Linked DNA regions of Homo sapiens: all the other regions are linked to region 1. A link is a contact called in ENCODE Hi-C or POLR2A ChIA-PET data. All regions are on one chromosome and are shown on one strand. Each heading gives the region's core, a stretch centred on a gene start or an enhancer-like site at or near the end of the contact. The rest is flanking DNA. Distances are from core to core; before and after follow the strand shown.

The links. Hi-C counts contacts between places; a loop is a spot of excess contacts on that map. ChIA-PET counts read pairs that join two places held with the same protein, here RNA polymerase II (POLR2A). Pooled maps may share reads with other maps.
Region 2: a map of PC-9 shows a loop between it and region 1 (18-fold over the local background). The contact joins the enhancer-like site here to the promoter of CD209 in region 1. A Hi-C loop is called at or near these places in 1 of 168 maps with a recorded cell type or tissue (PC-9), 1 of 37 single-sample maps with no recorded cell type and 3 of 50 pooled maps. POLR2A ChIA-PET finds 5 or more read pairs at or near these places in 1 of 52 experiments (H1).
Region 3: a map with no recorded cell type shows a loop between it and region 1 (7-fold over the local background). The contact joins the promoter of TRAPPC5 here to the promoter of CD209 in region 1. A Hi-C loop is called at or near these places in 4 of 168 maps with a recorded cell type or tissue (B cell, CD14-positive monocyte and GM12878), 8 of 37 single-sample maps with no recorded cell type and 12 of 50 pooled maps. POLR2A ChIA-PET finds 5 or more read pairs at or near these places in 7 of 52 experiments (A673, CD4-positive, alpha-beta T cell, GM12878 and 4 more).

The regions. Positions count from the first base shown.
Region 1 is chr19:7,746,048-7,749,402 of GRCh38, reverse strand. It overlaps CD209 (CD209 molecule), which reads left to right and starts at 1,869. Exons shown (of 7, transcript NM_021155.4): 1 at 1,869-1,937; 2 at 2,038-2,097; 3 at 2,872-2,943; 4 at 3,316-3,355. The coding sequence starts at 1,892. RefSeq lists a silencer at 226-520, an enhancer at 300-801, cis regulatory regions at 1,021, 1,556, 1,691, 1,753, 1,762-1,766 and 8 more and promoters at 237-1,873, 1,427-1,875, 617-1,875, 237-1,875, 1,655-1,891 and 7 more.
Region 2 is chr19:7,851,996-7,855,350 of GRCh38, reverse strand. It overlaps EVI5L (ecotropic viral integration site 5 like), which reads right to left. Exons shown (of 20, transcript NM_001159944.3): 9 at 2,168-2,265; 10 at 2,018-2,078. Among named protein-coding and RNA genes, the nearest start is that of PRR36, 21 kb to the left of the region's middle. Within about 2 kb of position 1,855, at least 3 of the 41 ENCODE cell types and tissues checked have a DNase peak (open chromatin) inside an H3K27ac peak, as active enhancers do.
Region 3 is chr19:7,679,583-7,682,937 of GRCh38, reverse strand. TRAPPC5 (trafficking protein particle complex subunit 5) reads right to left here and starts at 2,105. Exons shown (of 2, transcript NM_001042462.2): 1 at 2,060-2,105; 2 at 1-696. The coding sequence starts at 684. The coding sequence ends at 118. MCEMP1 (mast cell expressed membrane protein 1) reads right to left here. Exons shown (of 7, transcript NM_174918.3): 7 at 3,109-3,355. RefSeq lists silencers at 581-875, 1,841-2,400.

The sequences.
Region 1 (3,355 bases), core at 620-3,119:
TTTTTAAAAGAGATGGGGTTTCACCATGTAGCCAGGAGGGTCTCGAACTCCTGACCCTGTGATCCGCCCACCTCAGCCTCCCAAAGTGTTAGGATTACAGGCGTGAGCCACCATACCTGGCCTTAGACAGATATTTTTTATGTAATGATACTGCTCCTTGTGAAGCAGGGCTAACTCATAGGCAGTGCACCCAGAGTCAACAACATACAAGCTCTTGGCAGCTGTAGTTATACTCATGTCAACTCACTTTCAGTTATACGTCAGTTAAGGGGTGGGTCAATGCAAATTGAGGAGCAGGTTCTTTAGAAGTTTTAAGGAAAAGGGCGAAGATGTCCAGGTTGTTTCCATGGAAACAGGTGGGAACTTCTAGGTCATTGCCATGGCATCGGTAAACAGTCATGGCACTGGAGGGAGTATCTTATGCCCACGAGCAATGAGGCAGCCAGGGATTGCTTTTGTTGCCATCTGCTGGTTCCTGCTGGTTTCTTCACATCATCTCATCTGGACCAGATTCTGTATGGGTCTGCAGGGTTGTGGCCAGAAAACAAGTTCTTCCAGTTTCCTACCTCATTACCATGTGAAATGTTACCATTAGGAGAAACTGGGTTCACATTAGGGATCCCTAGGTGAGGGATTTACATATGGGAAATCTCTTTCCTACATTTGCAACTTTGCTATAAACCCAAAATTATTCTAAAATTAAAACATTTTAAAAAAGAATACAAAGTAAAGATCAGGTCGAAAACCACTATTTGATTATGATACATGTATGTATTTTCCATCTTTAAACTGAGATTTAACACACATGTGGTAAATGCACATCTCTATGATCAAAATATAGAACATTTCCAGCATACAGAAACCCCGTTGTCAATCTCCACCTGCTCCTTCCTGATAATTCCCATTCTGAGTCTCCTTCAAAGGTTAGTTCTGCCTGTTCTCAAAATTCACACAAAATCAAATCTTACAGTGTGTACTCACTCTGTCTGGGTCCTTTTACTGTTTTGTGAGATTTATCTATGTTATTAAATGTACTAGTACTTTGCTTTTTCATTGCTGTATAGTATTCCAATCTTTGAATATGCCATTATATTTTTTATCATTCACCTGCTGGTGGACACGGGGTTGTTCCAATTTCAGATCATTCTAAATAAAGCTGCTATGGATCTTTTCTTTCCTCTTTGATACTATTTCACTCTTTGGTTAACAGCATGCACTGTGGAGGCAGACTGGGTTCAAGTCTCAGCCCCACCATCTACCAGCTGTGTGACCTTGGGCCAGTTAGCTAAACTTGCAGTGCCTCCTCAGTTTCCTCATCTGTATAATGGAGGTCATATGATCTACTGAAGGGTAGGAACATTAAATGAATGAGTTTATAAAGCTGTTGGAAAAGTACCTGACTACCCTAGGCATTAAATAAACAAGCAATTATGATTCTGCCCCAACTCCCAAAGTCAGCAGGAATTCCCAAAAATGAGGACAGCAGCAGCTCAAAGCAGGAAAGCCAGGAGGTCACAGGGGACAGTGCTTCCAGGAACTGGGGGTGCTACCTGCCTACCCTTGCCCTAGTGGAGGGGGTGTAACACAGTAGCTTTCTCTTACAATTTATCAGATTTCATTAAAAGCATCCCACTGCTCAGCCATCCATGAGTGGATGAGTCCTTCTCCCTGTCAACCCCAGACCATCCCCCACTGCCTCCCTGAAATTCTTGAAAGATCCGGCCCATCTCATGCTCTGATGCTTTCCACTAGTCTTTTGGATGACAGATCCCTACCCAACTTCCTGTTTCTCTTTCTGTGGGAGACTAGATTTAGGAAGTAAAGATCACAGGGTGGGAAATAAAAGCTGTGGCCCCCAGGAGTTCTGGACACTGGGGGAGAGTGGGGTGACATGAGTGACTCCAAGGAACCAAGACTGCAGCAGCTGGGCCTCCTGGGTGAGGCTGGGTTGGGACGCTGGGATTCTGGGAAGGGGGAAGGGATGGCCAGCCATGGCCTCAGCCTGCCCAGGCTCTGATTTCACGTCTATCCATTCAGAGGAGGAACAGCTGAGAGGCCTTGGATTCCGACAGACTCGAGGATACAAGAGCTTAGCAGGTAGAGAGGACTTAGCAGTTTGGGAGGAGAGACGAGAGACTCCTGGACTCCTGGGTCCTGAGGAGCTGGACGCTGGGGCCTGGACTCTTGGGTCCTGGGGATGTGGGGCTAGGGGCCTGGACTCCTGGGACCTGAGGAGGTTGAGTTTGGGGCCTGAATTCCTGGTTCCTGGGAAGGTGGAGGCTGGGGCCAAGACTCCTGGGTTCTGGGGAGGTAGAAGTTGAAGCCTGGGTTCCTGGGTCCTGGGGAGGTGGGGTCAGGGGCCTAGACTCCTGGGTCCTGGAGAGGTGGGGGCCTGGGCCTGGACTCCTGGGTCATGGGGAGGTGGGGACTTGGGCCTGGGTTCCTGGGACCTGGGGATGTAGGGGCTGGGACCCAGATTCTTGGGTCTTGGGGAGGTGGGAGCAGGTACCTGGGTTACTGGGACCTGGGGAAGGGGAGGCTGGGTCCTGGGTCCCTGGGTCCTGGGGAGGTGGGAGCTGGGGGCCTGGGTTCCAGGGACCTGGGAATGTAGAGGCTGGGGCCTGGATTCCTGGGTCCTGGGGAGGTGGAAGCAGGTACCTGGTTCCTGGGACCTGGGGAAGGGGAGGCTGGGGACGGGGTCCCTGGGTCCTGGGGAGGTTAGAGCTAGGGCCTGGATTCCCAGGTGTTGGAGTGGAGGGGGCTGGGGCTGGGGTTCCTGGGTCCTGGGGTGCTGAGGGATTTAGACCAGGCTCTCCCTGGGCCAGGCTCCGGTGGGGACACTGGCAGGCTGACGCATGTATCCTCTCTCAGGGTGTCTTGGCCATGGTCCCCTGGTGCTGCAACTCCTCTCCTTCACGCTCTTGGCTGGGCTCCTTGTCCAAGGTCAGGGGCAGGTTCTGAGGGTCTGGGGTCCCCACGCCTGGCTTTTGGCTGTGGACACAGCCTGGGGCTGCCAGATCTGGGAGGGAGGTGGGACTGAGAGCCAAGATGTTGTCCCTGGGGGTCTGTAGGGGCCTCTCCCACAGCCCCTCCCCACTCTAGGGCAGGACAGGAGAGGGAGGAGGAGGAGGACAGGAAGAATCTGGCTCTCCTTGGCCTTCTGTGCTGCCTTCTCCAGGTGTCAGTTTTCTTCATCTTCAAAGGGGATTAACCAAGACCTTGGCTCTCACAAATGATGTCCCTATGGGGCTCAGTTCAAGGCTTGGCACACAGTAGGTGTTTAATAATTGCAGTTCCTTTTTTTTCTTGGCCCAGTGTCCAAGGTCCCCAGCTCCATAAGTCAGGAACAATCCAG
Region 2 (3,355 bases), core at 606-3,105, 110 kb before region 1:
GGAGGCCGAGGCAGGCAAATCACCTGAGGTCAGGAGTTCGAGACCAGCCTCTACTAAAAACACAAAGATTAGCCAGGCGTGGTGGTGCATGCCTGTAATCCCAGCTACAGGGGAGGCTGAGGCAGGAGAATCACTTGAACCCGGGAGCAGGGGTTGCAGTAAGCCGAGATCACCTCACTGCACTGCAGCCTGGGTGACAGAGCAAGACTCCATCTCCAAAAAAAAAAAAAAAAAAAGAAAAAGATATTTGCACTTTAGGTTCCCCCAGGACACTCTGGGGAGCAGGTGAGGTTTGCAAACGAGTTGAATCTCGACTGTACCTGTGCCCCCTTGCTTGATACTAAGGTGGTACAGAAATTGTTTGGATTGGCAGGTGAGTGAGGGCCCTGCCACACTGCAGGTCACACAGAATATTTCCTGGGTTTCTTCTGGGGAGAAAAGGTGATGGAAACACCTAGAACATTCCCAGGAAGCAAATGCAGTCAGACAGAACCGCAGACTTGACAGTCATTGATGCATGTCATGTGGGGAAACTGAGTCAGAGTGGGGCAGGGCATTGCCCTAGTCCCTCAGTTCAGCTGGGTCAGAGCTATTTCAGGTCTCTGGTCCTCATAGCAATCTGGAGCCCTGATCCCTGGCCCCTGGGTTTCCCTATCATCTCTCTGGCTTCAACCCATCACAGCACCAAGCACAGCCATCCTTGCAGGAGCTGGGCACACCTTTTGTATTTATTTCTATATTTTTGTAAAGACGGGGTATTGCTATGTTGCCCAGACTGGTCTCCAACTCCTGGCCTCAAGCCACCCTCCCACCTCAGCCTCTCAAAGTGTTGGGATTACAGGTGTGAGCCACTGTGCCGCTGGAGCTGGAATTGAATCCTTGTCTGTTGGACTCCAGTGTTAGCCACTGTGCGGCTCTGCCCCTGAAGAGCATGGAGCCAGGCTGTGTTGGGTTTGTGTCTGTGTCCCTTCCTATCACTGGTGCGCCCTCAGTCTCAGCTGTGACTTTGGCACACAGCAGGTGCTCAATAAATGTTTTTTTTCTTTTCTTTTCTTTTTTTTTTTTTTTTGAGACACAGTCTCACTCTGTCGCCCAGGCTGGAGTGCAACGGTACAATCTTGCCTCACTGTAACCTCCGCCTCCCGGGTTCAAGTGATTTTCCTGCCTCAGCCTCCCGAGTAGCCAGGATTACAGGTGTGTGCTACCACACCCAGCTAATTTTTGTATTTTTAATAGAGACGGGGTTTCACTGCATTAGCCAGGCTGGTCTCGAACTCCTGACCTCAAGTGATCCACCTGCCTCCGCCTCCCAAAGTGCTGGGATTACATGCATGAGCCATCGCGCCCGGCAATAAATGCTTGTTGAGTAAATAACTAAAATCACGTGTAAAGGGAAGAATGCGCAAGGAAGGAGAGAGAAGCTTTGCACACTCAGGAAACCCCCTGACCTGGCAGGGCTGGTGGGCCAGTTGCCCCAGGAACCAGGGGCCCCGGGTGAGTGCCCACACCCTGCCCTACACACCCTGGTGTCTGGGCCCTGCGTGCTCCATCTTTCCCCAGAGGGCGGTCCCCTTGCGGGGTCCTCCACTGCAACCTTCTTGGAATTCCTCCAGCCCCCAAGGCACGCTGCTGCCCTGGGCCTTTAGCCCTCGACACCCTGGGCCCGGAGCCTCTGCCCAAGTCAGCCTTGCCCACCGCGTGCACATCCTTGTCCAGAGCATTTAGAGTCCGCACTCTAGTTCAGTGGTTTATTGATTGCTTCCCCATGACGCTGGGCGGCCCAGCGGGGCAGGGACCTTGACTGTCTTGGTTACCGCGGCGTCAGGCGGGGGAGGCGCTCACAGCTGGCCTAACAGGTGAAGGACGGCGCAGGTGGGCGGAGGCCTGTCCGCCAAGGACCGCCGGGTCCGCCTGTGCGCTGGGAAGGCCCGCCCCCTAGCGGCCGATCTTTAGAGTACGGAGGGCAGCCCCCAAAGGCCTCCCATCCCTGTCCCCGCCCCTGGGCCCCTGGACTCACTTTGATCTCGATCTGCTCCTCCATCTCCTTGCTCTTCATGGCTGCGTACTCCTTCTCCAGCCTGCAGATCGGGAGGGCCCCGTGGTTACTGTCATGCCCTCGGGGGTCCCCCCTTCTTACCAGTACCCTGGTTGCCCAGCAGGCACCGACCTCTTCATCTTCTTGGGGTTGTACTTGACCTGGTAGGCTTTGAGGACCAGCTTGTCCGGGCAGCTGTCGAACTGGTGGGGGATCACTCTCTGGAAGTACTGTGGGGACACAGCCGGTCACCTGGTCACCAACATGCAGGCCCTGACCACCGGGGGCCGCCCGAGCCCTGTTGCCCTGGAGGGGGGCAGGAACGGGTCTGCCCGGGGTGTCGCCATGTCCTCAACGCCGTGTCCTCAGTGTTTGTGGAGCAATGGAAAGACTGAGCGTGAGGGGAGGGAATGGGGGACTGCCTGCAGCCAAAGCCTTAGTTTCCAGAAGAAAAGCTGGCAGATGCTGGATGTGGTGGCTCATTCATATAATCCCAATGATTTAAAAGCCTGAGGTGGGAGAAATAAATAGCTTGAGCCCAGGAGTTTGAGACCAGTGTGGGCAACATAGTGAGACCCCATTTCTGAAAAAAAAAAATTAGCTGGACATGGTGATGTACACCTCTGGTTCCAGCTACTCAGGAGGCTGAGGCGGGAGGATCGCTTCAGCCCAGGAGGTGGAGGCTGCAGTGAGCTAGGACTGCACCACTGTACTCCAGCCTGGGCCACAGAGCAACTCCGACTTAAAAAAAAAAAGAAAAAGGTAAAAGAAAAAAAGAAAAGCAGGCCAAGGAGGCTCTCCTGGGAGTGAAGGCTGAGGGTCGGGGGGTCTGACAGAGGGGACCTTCGTGGGGGAAGGAGGATGGGTATGCCGGGGGCCTCGGGCCTGTGCAAAGGGTTAAGGTAAGCCCAGGGGGGACACAGCTCCTGCACCCGGCCCAGCTGGCCCCCTCTGGTAGCTGTGGACAATGCCTGCCCATGTTCACGGACACAACCGTGGCCTTTGTGCATTCTTCCCTGAAGCACCAGCTGGAGGACGCGGGGAGGGGGCAGGGGCCCGCACAGCAGAGAAGTAGCGGTGGGAGGCAGGCTGGCCAGCAGCAGGGCCTCCAGGCAGGCCGGGCTGGGGCGGGGCAAGGCGTGAGGTTGCCTAGACCCCCAAACTCCCTCCTGTGCCCTCACCAGGCTGGGCGGCAGGGTGGGGATGCCCTCATGGTCAGTCAGTCATGATCTGCCATCAGGCTTTGGGGCATCTGCGGGGTTGGGGGCAGGAGGTGGGCAGTGGGGCTCCCAGGGCTCAGCCTGGGCCTCCTGTCTCCCT
Region 3 (3,355 bases), core at 856-3,355, 67 kb after region 1:
CCCTCCCCAGCCTGGGGCAGGGCTGTGGCTCAAGGTACTGAGTGGATCTAAGGCCGCCACACAAGACACAAGACACACGTGGGGAGGGGCTCTCTGTATCCTTTATCTCCGGCAGGGTCAGCGGCCCTCCAGGGCCCGGTCTCGAGCGATGACTGCCTCCTCGAACTTGATCATGAGCGTGGTGCCCTTGTGCCAGTGCGCCGTGACCTTGGCAGGGAAGCCGCTGTGTGTGAGCACCGCCTCCACGATGCCCGCCGTGAAGCTGGCGCAGTTGAGCGTGCTGTTCTCCTTGGGCACGGAGATGTAGGTGTTGATGAGCGGCTCGCGCTCGATGATGTAGAAGGTGCGCGCGTCATCGTTGGCCTGCTCCAGCTTGTCCGCCTCCTTGCCGAAGAGCGCCTTCCACACGGCGCCCTTGACGAAGAGCAACGCGCCTAGCACCTTGGTCTCACGCCGGGCACCCTTTTCGCGCGCCACCAGCGCATCCAGCACGCGCGCGCCCACCTGGCGGCCCAGCGCGGCCAGGCGCGACTGCAGCTCGGCCACGGAGAAGACGCGGCTCTGGCAGTGCTGTACCAGCTCGGAGAACAGCAGTGCGAAGGCGCTCAGGCTCACCTCGGTGCGCGGCCGCGCCAGCGCGCGCTCCAGCAGCGCCGACTTCCCGCGCGTGAAGCGCGCCTCCATGCCGCCGCCACCCTGCGGGGAGACCAGGAAGTGCAGGTGTCAGGGGCAATGGGAAGGGGAGCAGGCCGGGAGGAAAGGAGGGAGAACCGCGAGGGGCCCTGGGACACCCTCGACCCATGCCACTGTTGTGTGCTCCAGTGCCGACTTCCCACTTGCAAAGAGATGCGCGTAAAACACGCCTCGATTACACGTAACCAGATAAATCAAGGGAGGGGGGAGTCTTATACCCTCGGCAGGCAGCGGGCTAGCGGGAGTGGGGACAAGGTGGGAGGAGAGACACGAGGGGGAACAGAAGAGGAGGCCGAAACCACCCAACCCTCGGGCATGCAGACGGTTCAATTGCGAAAGCGCCTTCCTGCCCGCTCCGCCACCTACAGGAGTAACTAGAAAACTAGTGTATGGGGGGAGGGGCGTCAGATCTAGGGCAGGGAGGTGACAAAGATGAGGCACCACGAGGGGATATGGGCAGTCGCTCCTGCCCCGCCCTGCGCTCCAGCACAGACGACCCTCGGGAACTTTCCTGCCGGCCCCCTGCGGAAAGCCAGAGTAAAGGGGGTGGAGGGTGGGAGTGGGGTAGGAGCGTGTCAAGACCAAAAGCCAGGAGGGTTGGGGGCTTTAACAGGGGGGATCCGTGGGGCCAGGCAGGAGGGGCGGGTAACCCCCAACCCCAAGCCCTCAGGCAGGCAGCTCCGATGTGTCACGCAGGAACCCTTCGTCCTTTGAGACGCGGATGGGCCTGGGTTCTGAAGGCTGGGAGGAGGGGCCCAGAGGTGTTGGGAGCCTCCCACCCCCGTGCTCTCCAGAAAGGAAGCTGGATGCTGAGCAACTGTGGTCCTCCCATCAGCTGTCGGTGCGGGGAGAGGGAGATGGGGTAGGGGGCTCCTGAAGAGAAATGGGGTGGGGAGCGGGCGCCGAGACGGGATCGGAGGGGCAGCTGAGAACCCGCCCCCACCATGCATGGGGAGGTGTGTGGATGCTAAGCCGACCCCAACGAGGTCTGCGTGGGAGGTGGGAGAACCAGCGGGGAGGGGTGTCCCAGGGGCTCCGGGCCGCCCCCGCCCCAGCATGCAGATCCGTCCGTGGCGAGGGCCCTGGGCGCGCGAGATGGGAGAGGGATCGTTAAGACCCCACCACCGGGCTGCGATGGGGGCTGAAGTGAGCTGAACTGCCGTAGGGTCAGGGCCCCGCGACCCTCGCCCCGTACCTCTACACTGGGGAGAAACCCACCCTCCTCGCAGCCTCCTGAGGGGGGCCGAAGCGAGCGGGCTCGGGATCGCGGACGCCGAGACCCCAGCCCGGGACCCACACGCCCGCGGGGAAGGGGCCGGGGAGCGGACGAGGCCCGGCGCGGGCAGGGGGGTGGGTAGGGTCTCACCAGGAACCGCAGCAGTCTGCTCGGCCGAGCTGCTTTACGGCGCCGTAAAAGGCGCTGCGTGCGCAGGCGCTCGACGGGCCAGGCGTGTGGGCGGGGCGCGCGCAGCGGTGCCTGAGAGCGGCCGCAGGGGGGCGCGCGAGTCCGCGGAGCCGGACCCAGGGACGTGGCCCACGGCCGTGATGGCTGCTCCGCGCGTGGCCAGGGTCTCGCTGGCTCTGGGTGGCCCACGCTGGAGGGGACGCTTGCAGGCCTAGTCACCTGCTCAGGGCGCACGTATGACAATGGGCCAATGTATACCCTTGCACATGGACACACCTGTTGGCTTTTCCAGGCACTCCTATGTCCTTGGGGATGGGTTCAATTGTCTCAAGTGCATCCATGTGGCCCGCGGTGGCTCCCGCCTGTAACCCCAGCATTTTCGGAGGCGGAGGTGGGAGAATCACTTGAGGCCAGGAGTTTGAGACCAGCCTGGACAACATAGCTAGACTCCCACTTCTTTAAAAAAAATTAGCCAGGTGTGGTGGTGTGAACCTGTAATCCCATCTACTCGGGAGGCGGAGGCAAGAGGATCGCCTGAGCCCAGGAGGTCGAGGCTGCAATGAGTCATGATCGTACCACTGCCCTCCAGCCTGGGTGATAGAGCGAGACCCTGTCTCAAAAAAACAAAAACAAACAACAACAACAACAAATCAAGTGCATGCATGAGCGGTGGACATAGTACCTTAGGGTCATGTACACTCATGGATACATGCTCAATGGCATAGATACACTCACGGGCACAATTACACACGTGGGTACACGCTTAGGGCTTGTATATATCCGTGGTCCCAGGTACACTCAGGGAGATGTTGTATGCTCAGGGGCACCCACTCTGGGACACAGGGAAGACACAGGGAATGAGTTACTCATTCACAGATGCACAGGTACTCACGCAGGGCACTCAGTCTCGCCCACCCTGGTGCCCCGGGGTCATTGTCACGTGCAGACTCTCCCTCTCCCCAGGTCCCAAAACCCCTCCCCTTGCCCCAGTAACAGGTCCCATAGCGACGCTGTTTTCCCTTGACTTTATTTATCTTCATAAGTCACAAAATGTGAGTGCAGAGATAAATGTCTGTGTGCATGTGCCCTGAGCACACAGGGTGGCATAACTCGGCACACTCATAATGACACAGCCGTTCACCCAGCCACAGATAGTGACAGGGCACACATGGCGACACCCACATGTACGGAGATAAATCTCCCCCACCATGACATGGGTAGACAGAAAACACGCCGCAGTATACTCTAGTATGTTTA